Linked DNA regions of Homo sapiens: region 2 is linked to region 1. The links are chromatin contacts, found by Hi-C or POLR2A ChIA-PET in ENCODE. All regions are on one chromosome and are shown on one strand. The core of a region is the stretch at or near the end of the contact, and the rest is flanking DNA. Distances in the headings are between cores, read along the strand shown.

Evidence for each region. A loop is a pair of places that touch in the nucleus more often than their neighbours do. ChIA-PET counts read pairs that join two places held with the same protein, here RNA polymerase II (POLR2A).
Region 2: a map of IMR-90 shows a loop between it and region 1 (2.2-fold over the local background). The contact joins two enhancer-like sites. A Hi-C loop is called at or near these places in 1 of 168 maps with a recorded cell type or tissue (IMR-90). POLR2A ChIA-PET finds 5 or more read pairs at or near these places in 1 of 52 experiments (HepG2).

The regions. Positions count from the first base shown.
Region 1 is chr1:55,504,260-55,508,848 of GRCh38, reverse strand. No RefSeq gene overlaps it. Among named protein-coding and RNA genes, the nearest start is that of MIR4422, 280 kb to the right of the region's middle. RefSeq lists an enhancer at 507-676. Within about 2 kb of position 1,913, at least 6 of the 41 ENCODE cell types and tissues checked have a DNase peak (open chromatin) inside an H3K27ac peak, as active enhancers do.
Region 2 is chr1:56,066,408-56,070,996 of GRCh38, reverse strand. All of the region lies in intron 2 of LOC105378741 (a long non-coding RNA gene), which reads left to right. LOC124904591 (a long non-coding RNA gene) reads right to left here. Exons shown (of 2, transcript XR_007067031.1): 2 at 482-697. Among named protein-coding and RNA genes, the nearest start is that of LINC01755, 120 kb to the right of the region's middle. Within about 2 kb of position 2,621, at least 5 of the 41 ENCODE cell types and tissues checked have a DNase peak (open chromatin) inside an H3K27ac peak, as active enhancers do.

The sequences.
Region 1 (4,589 bases), core at 664-3,163:
AGGCAATTCTTTCATGTGCTGCCATCCAAGAGGAGGTCTCATTTGAAAACTAACAACTGATATTCCTTCACCATCCAAGTGTAAACAGAACTCTGATCCAAGAACTTGCTATTGTGCATCTCTGGTGGGCATTAGCCCATGTTGAAAAATTCATCATGACTGGTGGTCACAGTGTTAGAAAAAAAATTATTATTTTTCTGTCCTCAAACCCTCAAAATAAGAGTAGGCATTCCATAAATGAAATCAATAAGTATGTGAAGCGCACTTTACAAATTTTTCTCTGATTCTCATAATGCCACCACAAAGTAGTTATTATTGTACCCATTTTACAGGTGAGAATGGTTGTAGGGTTGTCTTGAAGTAACTTTGGGCATCAATAGTGACAGAACCGAGAATGGGCTAGATGTTTATCATCACAACTCAGCAAATATTGTTTCAGTGTCAACCATGTAAAAAGTCACTTTAAGGCCAGGCGTGGTGGCTCACACCTGTAATCCCAGCACTTTGGGAGGCCAAAGCGGGCAGATCACTTGGGCCCAGGAGTTCCAGACCAGGCTGGGCAACATGGCAAAACCCCATCTCTACTAAAAATACAAAAATTAGCCAGGTATGGTGGTGCACCTGCAATCCCAGCTACTTGGGAGACTGAGGCACGAGCATTGCTTGAACCCAGGTGGTGGAGGCTGCAGTGAGCCGAGATTATGCCACTCCAGCCTGGGCAACAGAGGAGGACTCTGTATTCAAAAAAACAAAGTCTCTTTATTAAGATTGAAGATATGAGGATGAAACAAAACAAGTTTAGTCATTGCACTTGTGGAACTCACAGCTTGGAGGTGAAAACAGGTTCATCAGATTTACAATCACTTCTTTGTTGTGTAAGGGAGAGAGGTAACATAGTGCAAAAGGAGTTGACCTGGGTTGAGGTGGGGAAGAGAAGTAGGGTAGTCACAGCACAGCGGGAGTAAAATAGGGTCAGGGGAGTTTAGAGGGTAGAACTTTGCAGGCAGAGAGAGCAGAGAGGAGCAATTCAGGGCATAGGAGAGAGTAAAGGAGAAGCAGCAGGAGGGGTGGATCATGAGGGTGGGGAGCTGGGCAGAGCTGTCCAAGGGCTCCACCTCCATCCTGACACCTCCAAAGGGCCTCTTCAAGGTCTTCTCTGGGGACAGACATGCACAGATTAATGTGCCCCAACTTGCTTCTTACCCGCATTTATCCTCCTCACTGCAGCCTCAGTGGACATAATGCAATTCATTGCAAGGTGGTCCATGGTCCAAGTCAGGGATGTTGGTGCCCAGGTGTGGGCTGTGACGGTGGAGATGGGGAAGAGTGGATGAATTCAGGGATCCTGAGGAGGCAGCAGGACTCTGAAGCCACAGAAAAGCCCCAGCCTACTGCTGCCAGGGCACTGATGGGGGATGTTACGGAGATGAGGAATGAAGAGCAGGAGAAGGGCAAGGGGGAGTCCCAAGCCAGGGTGTCGGCCTGAATTACATTGTTTGCCAATGTGTACTTTTTTCTTTTCTTGTTCTTTCCTTTTATTTTTTCAATCATATGCATATGATACAAACTATTATCTTTTAAAAGTTTATACAGGATTGTAACCCTGTTTTATATATGGGAAAAGGCTGACTCCCTGTGGGTTTTCTGTATTTTCATATTGACATAATTCAAACAATGTGATGAATCAACTCTCTGTAATTTCTGAAGCTGGACTCAGAGAAGCTGAGTTTTATGGAAACTTTATTGAGCTGTGCCCTGGGGCTGGGTGGCAATCCTTGGGGAAAAGGGTATTTGGGGGTAGGATTTACACACTGTTCACTGTGTTCCGGAGCATTCTTCCCTCCAGAAATTAACATGAATGTTGTATGGCATATGAGGAAAACTTAGGGGTTAAGTGACTTGCTTATGGACACCCAGCTGGTAGGTGGTAGAATCTGCTAACTCCAAGTCCAGGGCTCCTTCCCTGAAGGTGTGCCCCTCCCAGGAACAGATGACACAAACCCGGCTCTGAGGAAGGAGGAGGCTTCTGGGGTATTTTTCCTGTCTCTCCAGCTTTTCCAGGCTGTTTATTTAACCTGAGTGGGTCTCTTCACTGCGCCTGAGCATCCCCTTTCCCAGGCACATTAAGGAGCAAGCAGGGGCTGCTCCCCTTGGAATCCATTTTCTCTTCTGATAAAGACCTTCCCAAGTTGGCAGACAGAGCATCAGGCTTCTAGCCCTGACTCCAGGGCCAGTGTTCTTCTCCCACTCCCCACAGCTTCAGTGAGATAATTCAACTGATGAACAAAGGAATCATGTGTTCAACCTAAGAGTCTCTTCCAAATCTAAGCAGATAAGAGGGAATATTCAAATCTTAGACTCTCAAAGGCAGCTAGGGGATTTGATCTTCCTTTTCTGGAATAGGTCGGCATTACTATCCATTTTACACATGAAGAAAAAGAGATTTGGGAAATGTGAGTAATTTGCCTGGGATATTTAGTAACATGGTCAGGATTTGAACCCAAGTTTCAGCTGTAAGAGTCCCCAGCACAGTCTTCAGCAATAGTAGGTGTTCAAGATGTTTGTTCCCTTGCATGCTTCCAACTCTCTGCTGATCCTGCCCCTTCTCTGGAAAGTAGACACCTATCGGCATTTTTCCAGAGTGAAAGCAGCTGTTCCCTGGGTACCTGTGCCTTTGTCTCAAAGTTGTGCCATAAGTATACCTCTAAGGAATTAACAAGCCCGCATATGGTATAGGGTAGATGGGAGGCTGCACTAAGGTGGCATAAAAGATTTTTAATAGAGCTTTACAGGAGTGAACCCTCTGGCCAGGCAGGGTAGGGAGTGAGGCAGAGGATTGGGGTGGAAAGATGAGCAGATCTGACAGGTGGACAGTCAGCTCTGATGGAGAAAGAGGAGCTAAGAAAAAGCCACAGCCTCCACGGGAGAGTGCTGAGCTCAGATCCTGGTGCTGGGACTCACCATGTGACCCAGGGCAAGTTCCTTCCCTCATGAAACTTACCTATGCATTAACGAATCTGCATGTAAGAAAATGTTCTAAAAGCAGACATGAGAAAGGGAAGAGGGAGGAGGAGAGGAAGAATGGATTGGTTCAATCAGTGCAGGTTCACAGTGAGGCCAGAAGATCATCCCCACTCCATACCTCCTCCCACCCTGTACCCTGTGAGCAGATAGCAAACAGGCATCCCCTTGCCCCCACACTGACCATGCACACTCAATAGTTGTGCATAGGCTGTTCTTGCTAACAGGAAAGGTTTTTGTTCTCTTCTCTGCCTGGAAAACTCATAATCCATTTTTCAGGTCTCAGGTCATGTCACCTCCTCCATGAAGTCTTCCTTGACTCCTCTCTCACCTCCACCCACCCTCAGACACTCATACCTTTGAGTTTTTACAGCATTGTATATACTCCAAGGACAGCATTTATTACCTTGTTATTATTGTAGTAGTACTATTACTAGTGGCATAAAGTACTATTTAAGGAACACTTTTTGGGGGGGGCCAGACATAGTGTTATGGTCTTTTTACAAATTATGTATCATTTAAATTTCATCACTATGCCATAAATTAGGTATTTTCTTCTCAACTTTAAAAGTAAGGAAACTAAGGCTCCAAGAGGTTGGTGGTTTTACTACTGTGTAACTCAAGCAAGGGACAATGCCTGTATTTAGGGCCAGGTCTGATTCCTTTATAATTCCCTACTGTTGTTCAGCCTGAACAAAGAAGTAATAATAGGTGATAAATGAAATGATGAATGAATGTCACCATGGAGTGAGGGAGGCTTAAATGTGAAGCATGGCTTTAAACAATCATTTTATTTTGCTGTGACCATCCCAGAACATCCTCACCTAGGTATAAAAGTAGACCTTAAGGATCATGTAAGTTAACCATAGGGAAAGATCTAGAGGAGCATGGGCTGACCTGGGGCACAGAGCTGCCTTTGGCACCTGTCCAGATGTATTTCCTAGCTTCTGGTGGGCAACCCTCTTCAAACCTCTACTTCCCAGAGCTCTGTGTTAGAGACTGGCCCGATTTTCTTCCCTGCAACAGAAACCTTTCTGTGTCTGTCCTTAGAGACAGAAGGCACACCAAACCTCTGTATTTCTTGGTTGTGCTCTCCCAATTAAGCAAAGAAGCCAACCGAAGACTCCCTGAGACAAACTAATTGCATCTTAACAGGCTCTGTGCCTGCCAGCTTTGGCCCAGATTCAGATTTTATAGGCCACTTCGCCCCACACCCAGGGTTTATGATGGAAATACTGACAAAGCTTCACTGATAAGGCAGCAGAGGACCCAGGAGACCAGAAAACCTAGTAATTTTCCAGAGTCTAAACCCAGCCTCTACTCCAGGGGCCCCTCACGAGGCAGGATTCTGAAGTGTCAGCCAAGAGGACCCTGGCACAGGGCTGTTTGTTTCCACTCCAATGCACTCCAGAAATTTGGTAGGATACCTTGCTGGGATTTTTAATGGCAAGTTTCTCCTTCGGCATCACCTGGTATCCAATTAGTTTTCCCATTCTTTGGGCTGCTCAATCATCCCTTCATTTGTTCAATCATTCCTCAAATTCTGAACTCCTCTGCCAGGCTGTGCT
Region 2 (4,589 bases), core at 1,372-3,871, 560 kb before region 1:
ATTATTTCTTTGAAAAGGTAGGAGCGAAAGAAGAGTTGATGGAGACACCAGGCATGAAAGGGTCATAAGTTCTGGGCTTTCCAATAATAAGCCATTCTCCTCCAGATGATTTTAATAATCTCTAGCACATGTGTTCTAACCCCTTGATGCTGTACAATATGTGTAACCAAATAAAAGATCTCTCCAGATTTAGAGATTTACTGTTTGTGATGGGAAAAGGCCAACCAGATGACATCATTTATATTCCAAATATGAGCTGCTGCCAAGGCTGGTGATGTTAAGCTGGAGAAATTGATCCTCAACATTATTCTTTGAAGGGAAAAATAAAACTGGTCTTGGCCTAGATGGTGTCTTTTTAAAAAATAATTTATGTAAATATGAAGATGAGTTTAATAAACTTCTATTTTATCCAGGATTGCTTATGTCCAGTGTGTGGGTTGTTTAGATACAAAATCACTTCCAAATAATTAAACAAACTGGGTTAGGGCATACAAGTTAGCATTTTATTGTTGTTGAGTGGATAATTGATGGGGGATTGACCTGAGGCTCATCTGCCCTCAATTAGCAAAGCATACAAGTTTCCAGGGCTGTGGTCACTCATTCAAAAGCAAAGGTGCCCAATTTGTAATGGTGGAGAATAGTATACTCTGCATCCATCCCTCAACTTCTTCCTTTATATCCTGGAGGACATGGATGCCTGAAGAAAACCATGGTAGTGTTAGGAAGGAGACACAGGAAAGATTGATACCATTCCTAGTTCTAAAGATAAATCTCAATTAATCTAAGCCAATAAACAAGTGACATTTCCCCCATGGTCAGTGATTTAGTAGTGACCTGTAATAAAGATAAAGGAAAAGACTTATATTCCATTATTGAGGAAAATACTTTTCCTTCTCTTTCTCAGTGATGACAACAAAGAAGCATCTAGTCCCAATTGATATTGGCATCCATGTTACATTCTCAAGGGGGACCAGCTTTAGGATGAGGCCAGTGTTTTGGATGGCTGAATGCAGAGATGGAAAAAGCCAAAATGCTTGATTATACTATTGAGCCACTGATTGTGCTATGCCTTCTGAGTTCCTAGAGCTCCTCCTAGAGCTATTGCATTTCCTTATTCTTTAAGCCAGTCTGAGTTTCTATTGCGTGCAGCTGAAAGCATCCTAACTGATAGGGAGCAATGACAAAATTTGCTTCCTGAGGTTCCATCAATTTATTGAACCATATACTCATGGTATTTTCAAAGATGGAGAATCTTAAGTTTGTTTTCATGGTTTTTTCGTATCCAGCTGTCACTACACTCACAGTGATTTTCTAAAACAAAAACTGCTGATAACACTCCCTGGCTTCTTGATATAGCCCCTGCTACCCTTCCAGCTCCATCTCTCATCAAGCCCACCAGCCCTCTCCCAAAGTCCTATTATTCTAAAGCACCATACTTTCATCTCTGGCCTTGCTCCTGCTCTTTCCACTGCCTGTAACAATCTCCTTCACTACCTCCTTCCCCACACTCACCCTCCATCAAATCTTGGCTTAGGCATGACTTCCCTTGGGAATCTGTCCCTTCCTTACTCCTCCTAATACTCTTCCAAGACCCCATTCATCCCCCATCAGAGCATTTTTCACACTACATGGAAATGACACTCATTTCTCTTGGACTGTGGATCCAGTGAAGGCAGGAAACACCTGTTTTGTTTATAGTTTTGTCCCTAGGACTTAACATATAGTTGGTATTACACAAAATATTCATTGAAAAATTATGAACTAATTACTTAAATCTATTCAAATATTCCTTCACTGCCTAGTGCCCAATTTGCCTTAGTATGGCTTTTAATGATCTGGCCCTGACTTCCTGTCCAGATCTCTCTCCTATTACTCACCCCTAAATTTCTTATTTAAAGTGCACTGATTCATGCATCCTCTGCTGTTTCATATCTCAGTGCCAATGACAGGCATTTTGTTACGTCCTGAAACTGGCCACTGTTGTGTAGTTCTTCTTCTTTAGGTTGAGATGTTGTTGTGAATTAGTGATATGAATAAAAGTTGAATTCTACACAGCATCTTCTCAGTTGTATGACATTGGGTGGTGTAATTAAACTCTCATCTAAAATATGAGAGGGAAATTGTACCCAATTGGCTGTTGTGAGGATAAATGAAGAAATGAATGAGAAGTCACCTGGTACAATACTCCTTGTGCCAAGTTGTTGGAATAACCCTCTCTGCTGAATCATTGTTGAACTCTGCCCTCTAGTCTTAGAATGAACCACTAATTTAAAACTACTAATTTATTGCTCTGAAAAAGTAAAATCAAAGAATAAAAATTGAGCATGAGTCTGGACTTGAAAAGAAAGTATCTGAGAAATTATAAAGTGGCCTTGCTGAGTCTCTATTCTCTGCTTTAAAGCCGGGAGAGTTTCGGGTTAGTGAGAATGCTGTTTGGGGTTAGTGGGAGTACTGTTTCTGAATTTATTTGGTTTGGCTAAAATGGTTACTTCGCTATGGCTGAACCTGCAATTTCCAGGAAGTAACTGAGTTCTTGCAGCTTCAATAACAATTGTGGAGCCCACAGGGCAATCCTTCAAAGCCTGATGAGAGCACCATGGCAAGTGTTTAGTGGTGCCTTTAAGATGCTGCTGGGCAACAGCTGAAGTGCTAGGTGGAAGCCCATTAAAGGCTTTCCTGACTGCTGGGGGGTGGGAAGAAAACACGCTACATTTACAGAATGAGCTGGATTCGATATTCTTACAACTCCTTCCCATATTCCTGGATCTTATTCCTCGACCACCCTCCTAATTTCTGATGCCTGACTTCTGCTCTATGCCTCTGTGGTCTGGGGCATCCTACCACCCTGAATAGCAATCAACCTTTTCTAGAGACATCTTGGAGGGGTAGAGGAGGGGAAGAAGACAGCTTTAAGAAAGAGGTGAAGAGATTAGATGCTGCCTCTAAACAGGACTTTTTCCTTCAATTAAATGTCTTCATTTTGGGGGGTTTAGTTTAGTTTTGTTTTTTCTTTTTAGACCCCATCCAATGACCTATCATAAATGTCTTCATTGAATAGCAGGGAAAATGTATGCTTTGAAACCAGAGAACTGGGTTTGAATCTAGGGCTCATCTACATACTAACTATAACATTTTAAACCTCAGCTTTCTCATCTATAAAATGGGATAAATTTGTCTTGCAGTTTTTCTGGTAATGAAATGAGATCCTAGATGCAAAACATCTAGCTGAGAGCAGACTGCTTAGCAGAGTTCAACAAAAATGACTCTCTTGCTAATCTTTTATCATTATTGGAAAGTATATGTTTCTTGTAAACTGATTTTGATCACCTCAGTCAGAGTGTGATGGGAAGACAAGTTCTCTTTGGATCGGACTTACAACATGCAAGGGAAAAGACATATAATCCAGCAAGTATCAGAATCATAAGCATTTCACATTTTGACCTTTCTGAAAGCTTTATGAGTGTGTCGAACACAATAATTTAGACTGTCAAGATCTAGATCAACATTCCTCGTTGTGGATGGAATGGAGCTAAGGGTGAAGGTGAGAGGTGGGAATGAGCTCTTCATGGGTGAAGGGTAAGAGTGAGCTTAGAAACAATGATTAAATGGGTAGAGAGAATGACAAGTAAATGTAGAAGTGGGCTCATGATGATGTCTTGAGACTCAGTTTCCTCATTTATAAAACAAAGAGGTGAGATGAGATTGGGATTTTCTAACTGTGTACTGCCAAATTGCTTATGTTTTCTTCATGGGATTCAAGGAGAGAGACTACAAAAGGAAAGACAGAGAAGGGAGAAATTGAATACAATCATTCTTGCTAAGAAGCAGGAAGGGGCAGGATAAAGGGAGTGATATTTCATGCCTTTGGTCCATAGACTCGTGCTAATGGTTAAGGTCTTCTCCAGCTCTTTTCTTTCTCCTCTTTTCCTTCTCCTTTTTCCTTTTCTCCTTCTTCTTTGTGGAAATTAAGAAACAACAAATAATGACGTTTGCAAGCAGAATGAGCTCAGCTCCATAAACATTGGTGGAGCAGCTACGAGCAGTTATTGTACTAAGTGCTGAGGATATAAAGATGATTAGAATATGGTTCATGACTCCAGTGAACCCTACAGTCTAGTTGGAGAGACAGATGCAATATATGGTAATTTTAATATAATGTGATGAGTTCTGTGACAGGGGAAGCCCAGGGCTGTGGAAGCCTTGGGGAAGCAACGTGGTCACAGATGTCAGGGAAGATGTCTCCATAGAGGTGATCCCTATGCTGAGACTTGAAGGATGAATAGGAGTTAGCCCTTCAAGAAGAGGTGAAGGACAATGTACCTGCTCAGAGCAATTACCCTAGCCATCCTGGTTTATTCCTCCAAATCACTCCCAGGACAGAAACATGGAAATCATTCCAAATCATTGGCTTGGGATGGTTTATTTTGGACGTGCTCAGCACTGAGTACATATTTTTCTAGGATTTGTGAGGAGATGGATTTCCATGTGTGCTGTGCTTCAGGGTGTCTCCTCGGGGTGTTTATTTACTGTGCTTTATTCCATAACCTAGCGGGGTGTCACAGCTGGAGGCAGCTGGTGGTAAATAAATA